Linked DNA regions of Homo sapiens: region 1 is linked to region 2. Evidence: chromatin loops called from intact Hi-C (ENCODE). Cell type or tissue: mammary epithelial cell. All regions are shown on one strand.

Evidence for each region. A loop is a pair of places that touch in the nucleus more often than their neighbours do. Peaks named below come from ENCODE experiments on the same cell type or tissue, not always from the same donor. Only the 100,000 strongest peaks of a DNase experiment are listed, where the experiment ranks them.
Region 1: it touches region 2 in a loop (3-fold over the local background); 1 of 110 quality-filtered maps calls a loop at or near these places.

Annotation. Positions count from the first base shown.
Region 1 is chr7:70,320,958-70,328,957 of GRCh38, forward strand. The region is part of intron 4 of AUTS2 (activator of transcription and developmental regulator AUTS2); the gene reads left to right. Among named protein-coding and RNA genes, the nearest start is that of AUTS2, 730 kb to the left of the region's middle. In mammary epithelial cell, no CTCF peak of the experiment used is centred here; DNase peaks (open chromatin) are centred at 264, 664 and 4,974; H3K27ac peaks cover 207 bases.
Region 2 is chr7:70,594,502-70,602,501 of GRCh38, forward strand. All of the region lies in intron 5 of AUTS2 (activator of transcription and developmental regulator AUTS2), which reads left to right. It overlaps LOC124901668 (a long non-coding RNA gene), which reads right to left and starts at 1,047. Exons shown (of 2, transcript XR_007060375.1): 1 at 621-1,047. RefSeq lists an enhancer at 1,584-2,085 and a silencer at 1,655-1,854. In mammary epithelial cell, no CTCF peak of the experiment used is centred here; DNase peaks (open chromatin) are centred at 4,700 and 5,550; H3K4me3 peaks cover 2,299 bases; H3K27ac peaks cover 1,238 bases.

The sequences.
Region 1 (8,000 bases), 270 kb before region 2:
GCTGAGTGACCACAGGCAGTAAACACCTTACAATAGCTGCTTTGATTTGTATCCTTGCTGGCGTATCTTAACAACATGACGACATTTACCAAATGAATGACTGCTTACCAAGCACCAGTCTAAGTGCTTCACCCATGTTATCATGTTTAATCTTCCCAATTTTGTGAGATAGGTAGTATTATTCCCATTTGAAAGGTTGGAAATCTGAGGAGTGAAGAGGTCACCCAGCTAGTAAAAGGTAGAGATGATGCAACAGACATACATGTCCATGCTTGTTTGACTGTAACACGTTTACTCTTAACCTCTAAGCAATGGTGCTTTCCTTAATATAGAATGTCCTTCGAAACATCCCAATGCCAAAATTCAGCATATTTTCATATTAGAATAGCTTTGCGTTAGGTCTCTTTTTCCCTGAACATTTCTTTTCTCTGTTTTGCAGAATCTTGTTGGCCTCCTTTAAATATCATTATAAATGTTGGCAGTGTTGTTTTAAATAATTGTGAACAGAAAGTAAGGAAGCATATGCACTCTGATCTTTTTAAAGCGATTTCATTATTGTAAAAAATTCTGGTTACAACTCACTAAATTGGTAGTTTGGAGCACCTTTGGGTGTACTCCCAGATACTCTCTACTCCCCTCTCCTCCCTCCCACAAAAAAACAGCATTTCTAACCACAGTGACTAAGTCATGCACTTCTAAGTTAGAAAATTTATAGATGGGGGAAAAATGTAGTTGACCAGATAAATATGCAGATAGTTGGGACATGTCTAAAGTGAAACACTGGTTTCCTGACACATATTCATTAAACATACAGTCATGTCACAAAAAGAGATTATGGTCAGGTGAATTTATTATTATATGTCCCTCCCGCCCCGAGAATAGTACCCTATAGTTTATGAAGCATGTTGATAATGAAGTTATCTGTTTCATATACTCTTTATGAAAATAATATTTTCCCAAGAAGCCTGAAAAACTTACTTGGTCAGTCCAAGTGAGAAAAAATTGAATTATTTTGTATTTAGCATTTTAATCCCCAAGTTAGAAGGGACATTTAACAACTGTACTAAATTCAAAAGGTTACTTAGAGACAGAATTCCTCTTTAGATCTAATATGATTGTCTGGTTTTAACAGTTTGGCTTTACAGGAAGACTTGGAAGACCAGCAAAACTGCCCTTTATTTGTATAAACTCTGCTTGCATTTGTGACTTTTTTTAAAGGGAAAAAATAAAATTCTTTATAGGCATAATTTTTATAAATTAAAATACATTATAGTATATTTATGTGGGTGAAGCTTAGGAAATTCTTTATAAAATGAACTGTATTTTGAATTGGTCAACTGCTACATTGTCCAAAAATGGGAATGGTGATTCTGTGGATGAAGTGGAAGAACAAGGCTATTCTTTACTGTCAAAAAGGGCCTTTATGCTATGGTTTAAAATCTTTCTGCAAAGCCCTTGGATGTTATACCACACATCCTGTAGCTCCTACATGCCAAACTCCCAGCTTTTTTTATGTGGAGCCCCAGGAAAAGGTGATCACTTACCTGTTAGCCTCATGCCTGGTGGTGATAAGAAAGATGGCTTTGGTGATACTAACTGAATGCCTACTAGAAGTCAAATGTGTTGTTGTTTCAATTTTATGGCCTCTCTGCTGGTGAGTATTTAAAATGAGAATCGAGCAAGTGAAAGTGTGTCATAGTTTTTTGTTTGTTTGTTTTTTAATTAAGAGGACCAAACCAAAGAAATAGGCCCATTTTGTTGAGAGAGGCAGTCCAACACAGTGGCTCAAAGTTCCAGAGCTTGCCTGCAAGCTCAGGCAGATGCTGGTACCAGGAATGCCCTGTACGGATACCAATTCATTCGTGGGAGATAGTACAGGGGCAGGTAATGCTGAATCCCAGCTCCACTTATGTCCAGAGCACAAGTGATGGCACAAAGCCCTAGCTCTCTTCATCCTTCCACTCTCAGCACTTTACATGTGTTGCCTTCCTCTGATTTGATTCCAAGCTCAGGCCCCAGATGGGGGCCTCCCAGCAACATGTCCCTCTCCCTTTCCTGGCTTAAACCAATTAGAGTGGGTTCTGAAACTGGAGCTGGAGTTTATCCCACAGAAATTGAAAGTACAGCAGGGATATTTCCCAAAGGAAAGTTAGGATACTATTTTACTAAGAAGATTGAGAGGAGGAGGTGACAAAAACAACAGATGTCTGTACATATGTGAGGGTGGAGCTGAAATTGCTTGGTTTCTACAGTTAGCATTCGCTCAAAACAGGCAGACCTAAGTTTGCAGGTGAGGCCAGTCCACAACCCAACTCAGAGGCTGAGACAAGCAAAGTAAGTGGAAAGGAGACGGATGGTAGAAAGAAATAATATCTATTGGGTGTCTGTTCTGTGCCAGGATCTTTATGTTTGTGGCCCAGTGTACGCCTTGTCACCCTCATGAAGTGGTATTGGAAGGTTTAAAGGGTTTGGAGATAAGGGTAAAGATAGATGTAGAGTCAGGGTCAGCCACTGTAGCCAAGAGCTTTGGGTAGTTCCAGGGCAAACTGAGGAAGCAGACCTCTTAGAGGGTAAAATGGGTTATGATTTTCTAAAGAGGAAATTCTTCTGTTTGACCTAGATGTGAACTGAATAATCACTTCTGTTGTTTGGAAAGCCATAAAGCCAGCCAACCATGCCACAATCCTGATCTCGCAACTCACATATCTTATTTTTCAACAAGGAAAATCCTTTCAAAGAGATAAATGTGAATTCTGTGTGCCATGTATATATTTGTACCACATTTAATTTCATTAGCTATAATATCATGTAGCTGTGCTTATTTAACTGCTTAGCCCAGATGGTAATGCCTTCTGAAGAAAAATGGCTACACAGTGTAATTGAACATGTCCTATTGACAGAGTTACAACAACCCATTTTCCCCATTAAATATAGGTGATTCAATAAAATGAACACAGAGTCTATTACTCTGCCACCATTTCTAGCTGAAAATGCAAGGAGGAAATGTTCTACAAGGTGAAGAAATGGCACAGTTATGTTGCATGCAGTGGGAGGACAGGCGTAAAGGCAGGCCTCCTCCTCCCGCCTTGGACAAAAGAGGAGCTATTTGTTGACACTCAGATTTGGTTGGGAACCAAGGGGAGAACCTTGGCGTCATCAGCTAAGACCTGTCTGAAAGTGATGATGATAGCAGATGTGAACATGAAAACTAGGCCGTACATTTTGGAAAATGATGTAAAAGGATTTGGCTTCTAAATGGAATCAAGTGGTAGAAACAGTTGTGTTGGCTCTCAGCAGATGAGGGTCTTGGGTCTTATGAATGTTGTCAATCACTAGTATAAAAATATTCTGGCCAAATTAGTATATGAGAACAACTATCTGATGAAGCTATCACTGCAAATATTTTTGTATTCATTGAAAAAAAATTGCCAAGGCAGAAGGATTGCTTGAGCCCAGGAGTTCAAGACCAGCCTGGGCAACATAGCAAGACCCTATCTCTACAAAAAATTTTAAAATTGACTGGGTGGGGTGATGGTGTGCATCTGTGGTCCCAACCACTCGGGAGGCTGAGGTGGGAGGATTGCTTGAGCCTAGCGGTTCAAGGCTACAGTAAACTGTGACCATACCACTGCACTCCAGCCTGGGCAACAGAGCAAGACCCTGTCTCAAAAAAAATAATAATTACAGGGTTGGCCTCCCTGATCCTGTATATATTGTCTATGAAATTGACAGGTTTGGTGTGGTCTAAGAAAGTAAGTCATACTCGACACTGAAACTTTCCTAGGAAGAGCACTAGAGATGATGTGAGAAGATGTTATTGAGGAAAAGTTTGGGAATGGCACCTTGCCATGTGGCGGGACTTATTGCAGTTGCTATGTGTATATTTTTTCTTAGTTTTCTTCATGTTTTATGAGTAAAGACTTACAGTCGTTCTCTGTCTTTGCTTATGGGGAAGTTGAGAATTTTAGAGTCAAAAAGACCCAAAAGCCCACTCTGGCTTACCCTCTCATTTTCCTGAAGAGGAAAGTGAGGCCCAGTGAAAACCCACACAACTCAGGAGAGATGAGCCAGGGTCCAATTGTCCCTTCTCTCATTACTGCATTTTGCCCTTATTCCAGTGCTAAGGGACTTTTGGGGATGAAAGGAGAGAAGTGGGAGGCTGGAAGGAGTGAGGTTTCTTGTCCTCACAGCTAGTCACCCAGAGAAGCTTAAGAAATCATTACAGGCATTGTGGCTCACACCTGTAATCCCAGCTCTTTGAGAGACTGAGGCGGGAGCATCGCTTGAGAACAGGAGTTTGAGGCTGCAGGGAGCTGTGATGGTACCACTTCACTCCAGCCGGAGTGACAGAGCAAGCCCCTGTCTCTCAAACAAATATAAAAATAAAACTGAAAAAAAGAAATTACTTAAAATATTTTTCTTATGTAAAGAAGTACAAAATTTGAAACCCACTCTCCTAAACAATAGGAATTCGTACGAAGAGTGATGGGCATATATTATGCCTCCCTCTTCTTCACTCCTGTCCAGTGTGTCCTAGATATGGGCGTCACAATGGCTAGTATATACCTAAATGAAATGACAAAAAGTGAAGCTGAACCTTGTCTTCTTATGGAGAATATATTCAGAAGGTAGAATAAAAAGATATTTTAGGGTGATTGAGTTTAAACAAGTAGAACCTGGTCACTCCAACCCCACCCCCGATCAGATTCTCAAAAATTAGACTTAGAAATCATAGTCCTGGATGTTAGTCACCCTTTCTGCAAGGGAATTGCTATCTGACCTTGCATATTGCATGTGGACAAGTTCAGAGCCATCAGATCCACCTGAGAAAGGAGGCAGGAAAAGAGGGCAAGCCTTATCAAGCTGCTGTGGGGATGAATCCAGTCCGGTGGAAGAAACTATCCCACCTCTGAGCCCTGCCAGCACAAGCCATCTGTCTGCATCTAACAACACCATGGGCCTCAGCTCTGAAGCCCCTCCCTTGGTGACTCAGCAATCAAACTGTTCATTTTGCACATGTTTTGTGTTTGATTCATTTAGTCACTGAGTCTTCAGTTTCTCTGCCTGCTTTTTGCCCTGCTGATGGGGACCAGCCTCCAGGTCAGCACAGCAGGTTGAGCCTAGAGAGGCAATCACAGTCCCAGGATGAACTTTTTTTTTTGTCCCTGAAAGGGGCCTTTCCAGGAGACTCCCCAGGGGCTGCTGATATGCTCTTCCAAGGCTTTCCTGATTGTCTGTCCACCCATACCCAAGGGGAACTGATGTTTCTATCCTCTCCCATAGGCCTTTTCTAGGCTTTTTACCCACTTCCAGCCTGTCTCCTAGGGGCCTGATTGGCCCTCTCCACTTCTCCCAAGGCAGCCTTTCTTCACTTGCCTCAGCCACCTAATCTCTGTCCCACCAGTTTTGGGGTTTTCCTTACTCCATGCGTTTACCTTTCCACACTTGCACATGCACACAGCACCGCATGAAAACTCCTAGGAATCTCTCCTTCAACATGGCTTAATAGTCCTTCTTACCTAATTTCCCAGTGACCTCTGACTCACAGTTACACAAAGGAAATGGACGTACACCTGGAGCCCAGCTGACTTGGGCTAAGGTTGGTCATGGCTCTAGGTTTGGTTTACCTTATTGGCTAGAAGACAGTAGAGGCCCAGGCACTGTGTGCTTTATGGATCGTCTTTCTAATTTACTTGAACCTGGGATCCATGGTCACTTCTAAGAGATCAAGTCTATTTTACTCTAAGTAGTTTCTTTGAGTAAGGTTGGACATTTATTTCCCTTGACATAAGGTAAACAAGTGTGCCTATGAGTGTGGCAACAATGAGGAGACATTGAATCCTCAAGTCACATTGGCATGCTTGTTGAGGCTTTTAAACGATCTCAGTATCACAGTTCTTGGTAATAACTGTAAAAACATAATCACAGGTGGCACTTGGCATGAAAGGTATGCTTGGTTCTTTTTTTTTTTTTTTTTTGTGACGGAATTTCGCTCTGTCGCCCAGGCTGGAGAGCAGTGGCATGATCTTGGCTCACTGCAACCTCCACCTTCTGGGTTCAAGTGATTCTCCTGCCTCAGCCTCCCAGGTAGCTGGGATTACAGGTGCCTGCCACTGCGCCTGGCTAATTTTTATATTTTTAGTAGAGACAGCATTTTGCCATGTTTGCCAGGCTGGTCTCAAACTCCTGACCTCAGGTGATCTGCCCGCCTTGGCATCCCAAAGTGCTGGGATTACAGGTGTAAGCCACCGCGCCCGGCCGCTCAGTTCTTACATAATGAGGGCATCCATGGATTTTTAAATGGAGGTCTTTATGTTTCCAGTTCCGTGTCTTCCCACCTTCAGAAAGCACTATTTTGCTGAATTTGTCTAAAGGGCAGTAGCTTCTAGAGTAACCCCAGGAGCAGGTCTTCTCAAAATGCCTATTTATCAGCCTTTGCATGAGTTTTGTGGGAGCTGGATAGAATGGAAAAAGAAATGAGGAATGTTCTTCAGATATGACATTGTACAGATCTATTCTTCCAAAGAAATTTGCCTTGAGAATAGTACTCCAGACATGGAAGGGGCTCTAGGTATTTAGGCTATGGCAGAAGGTAACTTGTAACATCTTTTCAGAATTTTTGCAACCTCTGATTCTTTATTTGACATTTTTCTTTCTTAATAAGATGCACAGCTAGTACAGCAGCATCCTGTAATCCATGGATTTGGATGTTCTGGGCGTAATCATCCCTCAAAATGCAATACAGGTGTGGTTAGTCTAAGCCATCTTCCTGCAAAAACTTTCTATTCCTCATCCCCTCCTTAGACTCCCTGTTTTTGTAATATGTTGTCAACTGAACCACATTTATCATAAAATTTATCATTTTCTTTGTATTTCTACTGAGATCTAGATAGTCATCAACATGGGACATCTTTCCAGCTTGAAGCAAAAATTCTTGGTACTTAGGTATCTCCTGTAGCCTTGGTAGAGGCATGTGTGGTTAGGCCTTTCTGAATATTGAAAAGAGCTCCCTTATCCCCCAGTTGGATCCATGGAACTCCTGGTCCCAACCACTGAATTCAGCACTGCCTTGTTTTTGCCTCAATACCACAATGATGGAGAGAAGCTCTACTTTAGGATTCTTATCTGACAAATTAGACAGCAGGACCCCTTCTACCTTCTAATATATTAGATTTAATAAAATAGGCATATACTCTCTACTCCAGAGAACCAAATGCCTTTCAGCTTGGGAAACTAAAATACAGGGGTGTTTGATTTGTGTGTGGTTTTGCTTGTTTGTTTTGAGACTGAGTCTAGGTTTGTCTCCCAGGCTGGAGTATGGTGGAATGATCATAGCTCACTGTAGCCTTGAACTCCCAGGCTCAAGCAGTCTTCCCACCTCAGCCTCCCTAGCAGCTGGGACTACAGATATGCAACACCACACCTGGTTTATTATTTTTTTTTTAATAGAGACAAGGTCTTGCTTTGTTGCCTAGGCTGGTCTTGAACCCCTGACCTCAAATGATCTTCCCACCTTTGTCTCCCAAAATGCTGAGAGTGCAGGTGTAAGCCGCCATGCCCAGCAGAGTGAGTTGTTTTTTAAGATCACACTGCAAGTTTATGTAAGAATCACTTGAATAACTTTTTGTTCCTGTTGGGTTAAGCTGGTGGGCTAGATGCTTGGAAGTTGTAGACCTTACTCTCAAGAAGTTTCTGTGCAAGAGAGCAAATAAGCAATAAGTAAAATTAACCACATTCAGCAGTAAAGAATGATTTTAAGCCAACAGTTTATGATGCAAGATTTAAGAGAATGGAAAAGAAGTTATTTCTTTTAAAAAAATCGTTTGAGATGAAATTCACGTAATATAAAATTAACAATTTTAAAGTGAACAGTTCAGTAGGATTTAGTATATCCACAGTGTTTTACAACCACTGCTTCTATCTTGTTCCCAAATATTTTCATCACTCCAGAGTAAAACCCCTTACCCATTAAGTAGTCTGTACCTATCCCTTCCTCCCCA
Region 2 (8,000 bases):
AATGCTGAGTGCTGCGTATTCAAATTCCAAACACAAGGCAACTAGGATGGGAGCCCTTCTAGACTCTGTGTATTCAAGGACCAGGGAGAGGCTTAGCAGCTCTCAGCTCTCCTGGCACAGAGAGAGTTCTCTGAAGCTTGCTGTTTTTCTCTCTCCTACTTTGATAGTTTCCTCCATTTGTATGGGCGGAGGTTGCAAAGGCCAGAATAGACTCAGCGAGAGTGGGAGATGGGGGTGAGTGAGTGTGTTCACTTTTGATGAGGAGCAGATGTGACAAGCACTAAAATGGAGTGGGCAATAAGAATTATTACTAGCTGAGGCCGGGCACAGTCGCTCACACCTGTAATCCCAGCACTTTGGAAGGCCGAGGCGGGTGGATCACCTGAGGTCAGGAGTTCAAGACCAGCCTGACCAACATGGAGAAACCCTGCCTCTACTAAAAATACAAAATTAGTCGGGCGTGGTGGCACATGCCTGTAATCGCAGCTACTTGGGAAGCTAAGGCAGAAGAATTGCTTGAACCTGGGAGGCGGAGGCTGCAGTGAGCCGAGATTGCACCATTGCACTCCAGCCTGAACAAGAGTGAAACTGTCTCAAGAAAAAAAAAAAAGAATTATTACCAGCTGCTTTGTGGTCAGGATGTCCCAAGCTGGCACTGCAGCAACCGCTGTTAGGGGGCTTGGTGCCATTTGCAAGGATGTCATCCTCAGCCACTGGTTTCTAGGCAGCCCCTCCAGGAATTCCTCTTCCATGCACCTCCTTGGGCAGAGCGTTGAGGTGTGGTGGCTGAAATTCAGGAATTATTGTGGAAGCTTGAGTTTGCATGCCCACTCCGTTTCCTACTAACTAGCTCAGGGGCGGGGGAGTTTCTGAACTATGTTGGCATAGTTCAGAAACTTAATGTTTAAGTGTCTTAATGTATACGATGGAGATAATGCTCTCTGATTTACTGACCTCTCGGGTTGTGGGCTAGACACCAGAGTTTCAGAGTTCTCGGTGCACTGCTGTGTATTCCTGGGAATGCCCCTGAGGGTGGAGCTCTCTGTAAGGAAGGCAGCCCCAAGGGCAGGGCTGGTCTCTTTAGAAAGACTAGGAATGAGGACACCCGGCGTCCAGGCCTAGCTTTTCCACCCACTCACCTTCACAGCTCCTTCATCCTTTCTGCTTCAGTTCCCTCCTCTGTAACATGAAGTTGGAGTAGATACTTCATTCAGAGCATCTTCCGGCTGTAAATGGCTTGAGCCCATTGTCAACTGGAAGACAGAGTGTGACGTCTAAAAACCCAAACAGCAAAGAGCATCTCTTCCAAACCACCCAATCTGGAGAGGTGGGGCAGTTTTGTGGTTCCGGCACCGACACCGTCCCTTTCACACGGTACTGAGCCGCGGGCTGCTTCGGGGCGGCCCTCCCCGCCCCGTGCCTTGCCGGGATGGCAGAGCGGATCAGAAGCTGCGCGCGCTCTGCCTGCGCGCTTTGCCTGCGCGCTTTGCCGCCGCAACCCGCGCAGCAGCCAATCCGCTGGTGCACTGCAGGTGACCTCCCCCGGGCCCGGGAATAAATTGTCAAGTTTCCCCACCGTGGGTGTCTTTGCTAGCCGGCGAGTTGCAGTCTTCTGAGCTAATTAGGAGACGGTCATGAGGAGCGAGGCGGGCCGGGGCGCTCCGCGGGCCGGGGCGGGGCTGGGGCGGGCGGCGCGCAGCTCCTGGGCCGAGGCATCCGCGAGCCGCGGGTAGATCGCTCGCGTCTGATCGCCGCCCGGGAGCTCCCGCGGAGCCGGCTGCCAGGACTCGTTCCAGCTCCAGTGCGGGGCTGCCCGGGCGTCCAGAGGCGGCGGACGGCGTGCCGGCAAGTTTCCCCGGCACCTGCCAGTGCCCGCGAACCCACCTCGGAAGCCAGACCCGGGGAGGCAGAGGCAGAGGCCGGCTGGCTCCAGCCGTGGTACCGCACGGCTGCCACCCTCGGACTTCCGTCTTGAGTCTCCTGAGGCTGAGAAGCAGCAGATGCCGAACCTGCCCCCTGACGTGGACGTACACCTCAAGACCTAAAATGCGCCCTGCCTGGAGACTTTGAACTTAGTCTTCTGGAAATGCGGAGACCGCTTCGGGTGGTTTTGTTTTTGCATCCTCTTCGGCTAGGTTTGGCTTTGGGATTCTCTGGCTACCTGGATACGCCTTTCCTTTGTGGGCAAGTCTCCCGCGGATCGCAGCACCAGCAGCCAACCCTGGGGCACACCAGCCTTTAAAACCCCCGAGCCTGGAGACGCATGGAGCTAGAGAAGAGGACCCAACTCCTGACCACGTAAGGACTCTGATTCCACCTTTCCCGTGATGGAGAGAAATATAATTTCATGGCAGAATTTTCTTTAAGCACATTGTCTGATAGGATTGGCAATTACTAACCAGGAAAATGAGTAGCAATTAGGAGTTCAGTAATAAATGGAAGTCTATTGTCCTAATTGAGTGGAATTACTGACTGGTAATGGCAACACTGAATTCTTCAGTTTAATTAAGAGTTTATATAATTATAGTGCACTTTTTATTTCTTGGGGGAGCCATGGGGTAGGAATTAAATAACCAGTGTGATGGTTAAGAAACCCATTTAATGGGTAAGTAACCAATGAGTTGAAATGAATGTGAGTGCCTTGCTCAAGCAATGCAAACTTAGATGAATTCCTGATAAAGAGATGTAACAGCTTGGGCCAAGCAAGACTTTCAGCTGCTAATTCCTGTCTGATAAAAATCTGAACGGCTTAGAAATGATTGGGTAATCTCTAAAACTGGCACACTGAAACTGTTTTAGAGATACCAGAGCTCCCTCTCTCCTGCCGGGGTATTAACCCCGATTTGTGCTCTCTGTCGCTGTGTTTTCCACATTCTTCAAGAGTGAAACGAGTGGGTCATTTGAGAGTGCTTTTGCAGCCTGGGGTTTCTGTATGGAAAATCTTGTGATTGAGCTGTTGAGCTGTAAATGTTGATAGCTGAAGGGGATAGACAAGCTTCATCGAAGTTACTCAAATTCAAAGCAGAGTGAGTATGTAGGTGTGCAATTTGGGAACTAATCTGTAATTATAAAGATGTTATTTTCCTCTTTGGTGGTGTATTGTTTCCTTTACTATTATGTTCTCAAGAAATTGTTCCCCTTGTGGGAAGCAGTGAAATTGGAGAGAAATCCCTGCTCAGAGGATAATTACTTATATTTTTGGTGTAGGTTTCTGGGAATCCTTTTAACCCTACATTGGGATGCACATATTTATTTCCATAAGAAGCTCCAGCAGGTTTGGAAATCACTAGGTTTTGAATACACTGGTAGATAATTAGCACTTCAAGTAACAATATTTATGCCACTCTGTACCTTGACTTCTTTTTCTTGCTTACACGAGGTCTAGATTTTCAACAGGATGATCAGGGACTACCTTCTCTAGAGAGCTTGCATATTGCAAGTGGGTTCAGGGAGCACCATTATAGTTGCATTTCACTCCAGAAGAGACAGTGAGTGGCATGGAAGGGGCATTGCATCTTGAATACTGCATGCGTTTTAAAGTTTGCAGAGCTTATTCATAAATCCGCTTGGTTAATGAGAAAAAAGCAGGTATCGAAAGACGTTTGCTGTATGTGTGCCTCCCAGTCTCAGCCCTTCCAGGTGCTTTGCAGGTCCCTAAGTACAGAGTGTCACTGTCCAGAATTTTAAGGGCTTACCTACCCTGGTTTTTCCCCTCTCCCCTAGTCCTGTTTTGTCATTGCTACCATGAAAATCTAGCAAAAGTGTAGAAAGTTGTGTCCTTCCAGAACCACGGTTTCTCAGTGCAGGTTTACTGTATTGAGCGCCCACTCCTTTTCTGTTTGTATTCTGCCCAAGGCACAGCAGACATTCACTCCTTTTATTTCCCATGAAATTGTACAACAGGCAGAAGCTTGAAGATACAACACGGATGGAAATTTGAGCCTTGTAACGTTCAAAAATGACACAATTGCCAAGTTTCCTAACTTTTCCTAAGAGTTGATTAAAGATCACAACTTCATATCGCTCCTTTTTCCCTATGCATTTGCCGTCCATCACACACCTGACTGTGAGCTGTTGTAATAGCTAGATGAGGTTTAAAAAAAGAGGGAGTAGGGGCTCAAGGATTGCTGTCCTCTCAGAAATGTTGCCCAAGGCTACCCTAAGGCTCAGCCTACCCCCAGATTCTCTTTCTGACAAGTGGGTGTTTGGTAGGATGGTGTGAAAGTTTCCTTCTATGATAACATCTTTAAGATTTGTTTCCAAATTCCCTTTTTTTTCTTTTTGTAACCTGCTGAGAATATGAGTCTGTAACCTATGTATTTATCTGAAGTCAGCCTGAACAGATAGAAAAACTGAGTTACAAGGTATGGGACTCCCAGTAAATTAGGAACAGATGTGGGTCAAAAACAGATTTCCAAACTCTTTATCAAATGATCCCACTTGGAAACAAGACATGAACAGGCCTAACTACTCTTAAAATGCAAGGTTTGTCTGAGGGCAAACATGCTGGAAAAGATGGTGGCCACCACCCTGCCTCTACTTTTCTTTTCCTTTCATCTTTCTTCCCACCGTCTTTGGTTCCCTGCATAGGCTGTGTAGTGGGTATCAGTCAGCACTTGTCTGCTGGTTGCACAATGCAGATTACTCACTTCTGCCCAAGTAACTCCCTGAAGCCGTACTGTAACAATAGAGCATATAAAAAAGAAACTCAGGTTGATCTTGGCCCCTGTCCAAGGGGATTAGCTAGGGAGCACCTGAAAGGCCTGTGTTGAACACACTCACCTGTAACCCAGTTCCATGGCCTGGATCTCAAGGACAGGGTAATCTCAGTACCTTTTAATGACCTAGTAAATGTGGTATCTTTCTGTCTTTACACTCGACCTGATGGCTCATAGAGTCTCCTCATTATGGAGCTGGAGGAGTACTTTGAGGTCATCTAGGCCCTCACTACTCAAAGTGTGGACCATGGGTCAGCAGCATTGGTATCACCAAGGAGCCTGTTAGAAATGCTGAACCTCAGGTCCATCCCTGGATTTATAGAATCAGAATCTGCGACAGGTTCCCCAGATTTCTCATATGCATTATGACAGGTGGGGTTGTCCCATGATCCAACTCTGAGATGGAGTTTAGCCAGTGGCGTATTTATTAAGGAGTGCCCTTTGGATCAATACCTATGGGAAGGAGGAGGAAGGAACAGGAATAGGTAGGTAGAGCAAGAAGTCAAGCAGCAATACAGGCCCAGTGACAGTCATCACTCACAACACGGGAAGCTACACAGCTAGGTCAGCCTTCTAAGTTGTCTGTGGTGGGCAGGGATGGCCAGGCCTTTCAACTCACTGCAGACAGCACTCCCAGCAGTCAGCAGCAAGTCTGTCATTAGACAGGGATCTGGGTAGCTCATCACAGTGTCCACCACATGCACTGAAGTTGGGAGAAGCTCTATTCTGGGTCACTGGTTCTCAAAATGTGGCTGCATACCAACAGGACCTTCAGCACCCCGGGGACTCATTAGAGATGCACATTCCTGAGCCCCACCCACAGCTACTGAATCAGAAACTAGGGTGGGGCTCAGCAACCTGTGTTTTCACACGTTCTCCAAGTGAGTGCTGCATGCCCAAGTTTCAGAACCACTGCTCCAAGGCAGCCTTTTTTCTGTTTGTTTTGTTTTCTAATTGTTATTGAAATGATTCACAGTCCATCTTAATAATAAAATTCACCACTTTAAAGTGTACAATTCAGTAATTTTGTGGGGTTTTTAGGTTTTTTGTTTTGTTTTGTTTTGTTTTGTTTTTGAGACGAAGTCTTGCTCTGTTGCCCAGGCTGGAGTGCGGTGGTGCCATCTTGGCTTACTGCAACCTCTTATCTCCTGGGTCAAGGGATTCTCTCGCCTCAGCCTCCCGAGTAGCTGGGACTACAGGCGCCCGCCACCACTCCTGGCTAATTTTTGTATTTTTAGTAGAGACGGGGTTTTGCCATGTTGGCCAGACTGGTCTCAAACTCCTGACCTGAAGTGATCTGCCCACCTCAGCCTCCCAAAGTGCTGGGATTACAGGCACGGGCCACCGCGCCCGGCCCAATTCAGTAATTTTTAGTATATTTATAACCTGTTTAGTATATTTGCAACCCTCGCCTTTACTTCCAGAACATTTTCATTATCCCCAAAAGAGATCCCACACCCATTAGCAATCACTCTCTGCACCCCCTCCCAAAGTCTGGCAGCCACTCATCTGCTTTCTGTCACTGTGAATTTGCCTGTTCTTGATACTTTATTTAACTTGAGTAATGCAGTATGTGGCTTTTGTCTTGTTTCTTAACGTTTTGAGAGTCAGCCAAGCTGTAACATGTATCAGTACTCCATTTCCTTCATGGGACAAATCATATTCCATTATTTAGACAGTACCACATTTTGTTTCTTTATTCATCCATTGATGGTCATGGGTTCTTTCTACTGTTTGGTTATTGTGAATAATGCTGCTGTGAACATTGGTGTACAAGTTTCTGTATGGACATATTTCTTCAATTCTCTTGGGTCAATACCTAGGAGTTGCTCAGTCATATGTTAACTCTATGTTTCACTTTTTGAGGAACTCCCAGACTGTTTTCCAAAGTGACTGTACCATTTGACATTCTTACAAGCAGTTTATGAGAGTTCCAGTTTCTCCGTATTATCTCCAACACTTGTTAATATCTGTCCTTTTTATTATAGCCATTCTAGTGAATGTGAAGTGGTATCTCAGTGTAGTTTTAGTTTGCATTTCCCTAATGACTAATGATGTTGAACATAGTTTTCATGTTTTCATTGGCTATTTGTACATCTGCTATGGAGAAATGTCTATTCAGATCCTTCTTAGGGCAGCTCTTTTTGTTCCTTAAGGAATCCCTCAGTATGTCAGCTTTGTGTCCAGTCCTGTGCAGGTGTTTTAGGATTTATGAAACAAAGCCTACAACCTGTGGCCATTACCCACTGGAAAGTTCTAATCAGATGTGAAACTGTCTAAAAAGGGGAAAGGAGGACAGGAGAGCCCACTGTCGAGGGTTAGCATGAAGAGATTCACATTCTATTACAATTCGTGCTTCAGAAAGACACGGTGTGACTTGCTAGGATAGAGTGGTGTGTGTCAGGGATGTGGCGGCTGCAGACTGCTGGAGAAGACTGGGAATGTTGAGAGGAAGAGGAACAAGTAGAGAAGCGGGGACAGGAAGTTGTGGGCAGACCTTCTAGTATTCTTTTATGGGTTACACACACCTGTAAGAGGGGATCTCAGGAGCCCAAGATTTCTTTCAAGATCATGACCTTCACCAGCCTCAGCAAGGTGAAGCAGTTCACCTTTTTCTTCATTTGGGCAAAAATGACCTGCCTCCACCATTTCTCAGAGTGTTTGTAAAGACTGATTATAATACTCTAAACAAGTGCTTGAAGAGTGTGATTTATTCTACATTACAGGTGAGAAAAAAGTTTGTAGGTGTCCTTAAATAGTCTCTGATTCCCTATTAGCAGATCCTCATGGTGGCAGTGCCATGTCCATCCCAACCCCCCAGGGCAGGTGCCTCTCTCAAGATACCTGAGACTACCAGGCACATCCTCAGGGCTCCCAGGCAGCTTCTCTTTATGGTTGCAACACACCTTGAAAATGACATATTGGGGCAAAAGAATTTCAAAACAGCAAAACCTTTGCCATCATCCTCTCACATAGCTAGGGCCTCTGCACGTATGATAACAAGACAGCTACCTTAGACTTATGTCATGCCATCTAACTTACAAAGTGCTCTCTCAACCTTGCACCAGAGGAAACCAAAGCTCCAGGAAGTGACTTGGCTAATGTCACCGGTTGGACTGTAGCATGATCAGGACCTGACCCCTGGTACATTGACACCTGACCCAGTGTTTTCATCGGGCACTTTTACCTTACAGGTTGCTAAGGATTAATGATGGGATGTTTTGATTCTTAGTCTATAAGTGGATCCTCTCCCAGGAGGCTCCAGGTCTCCGGATGCCAGGC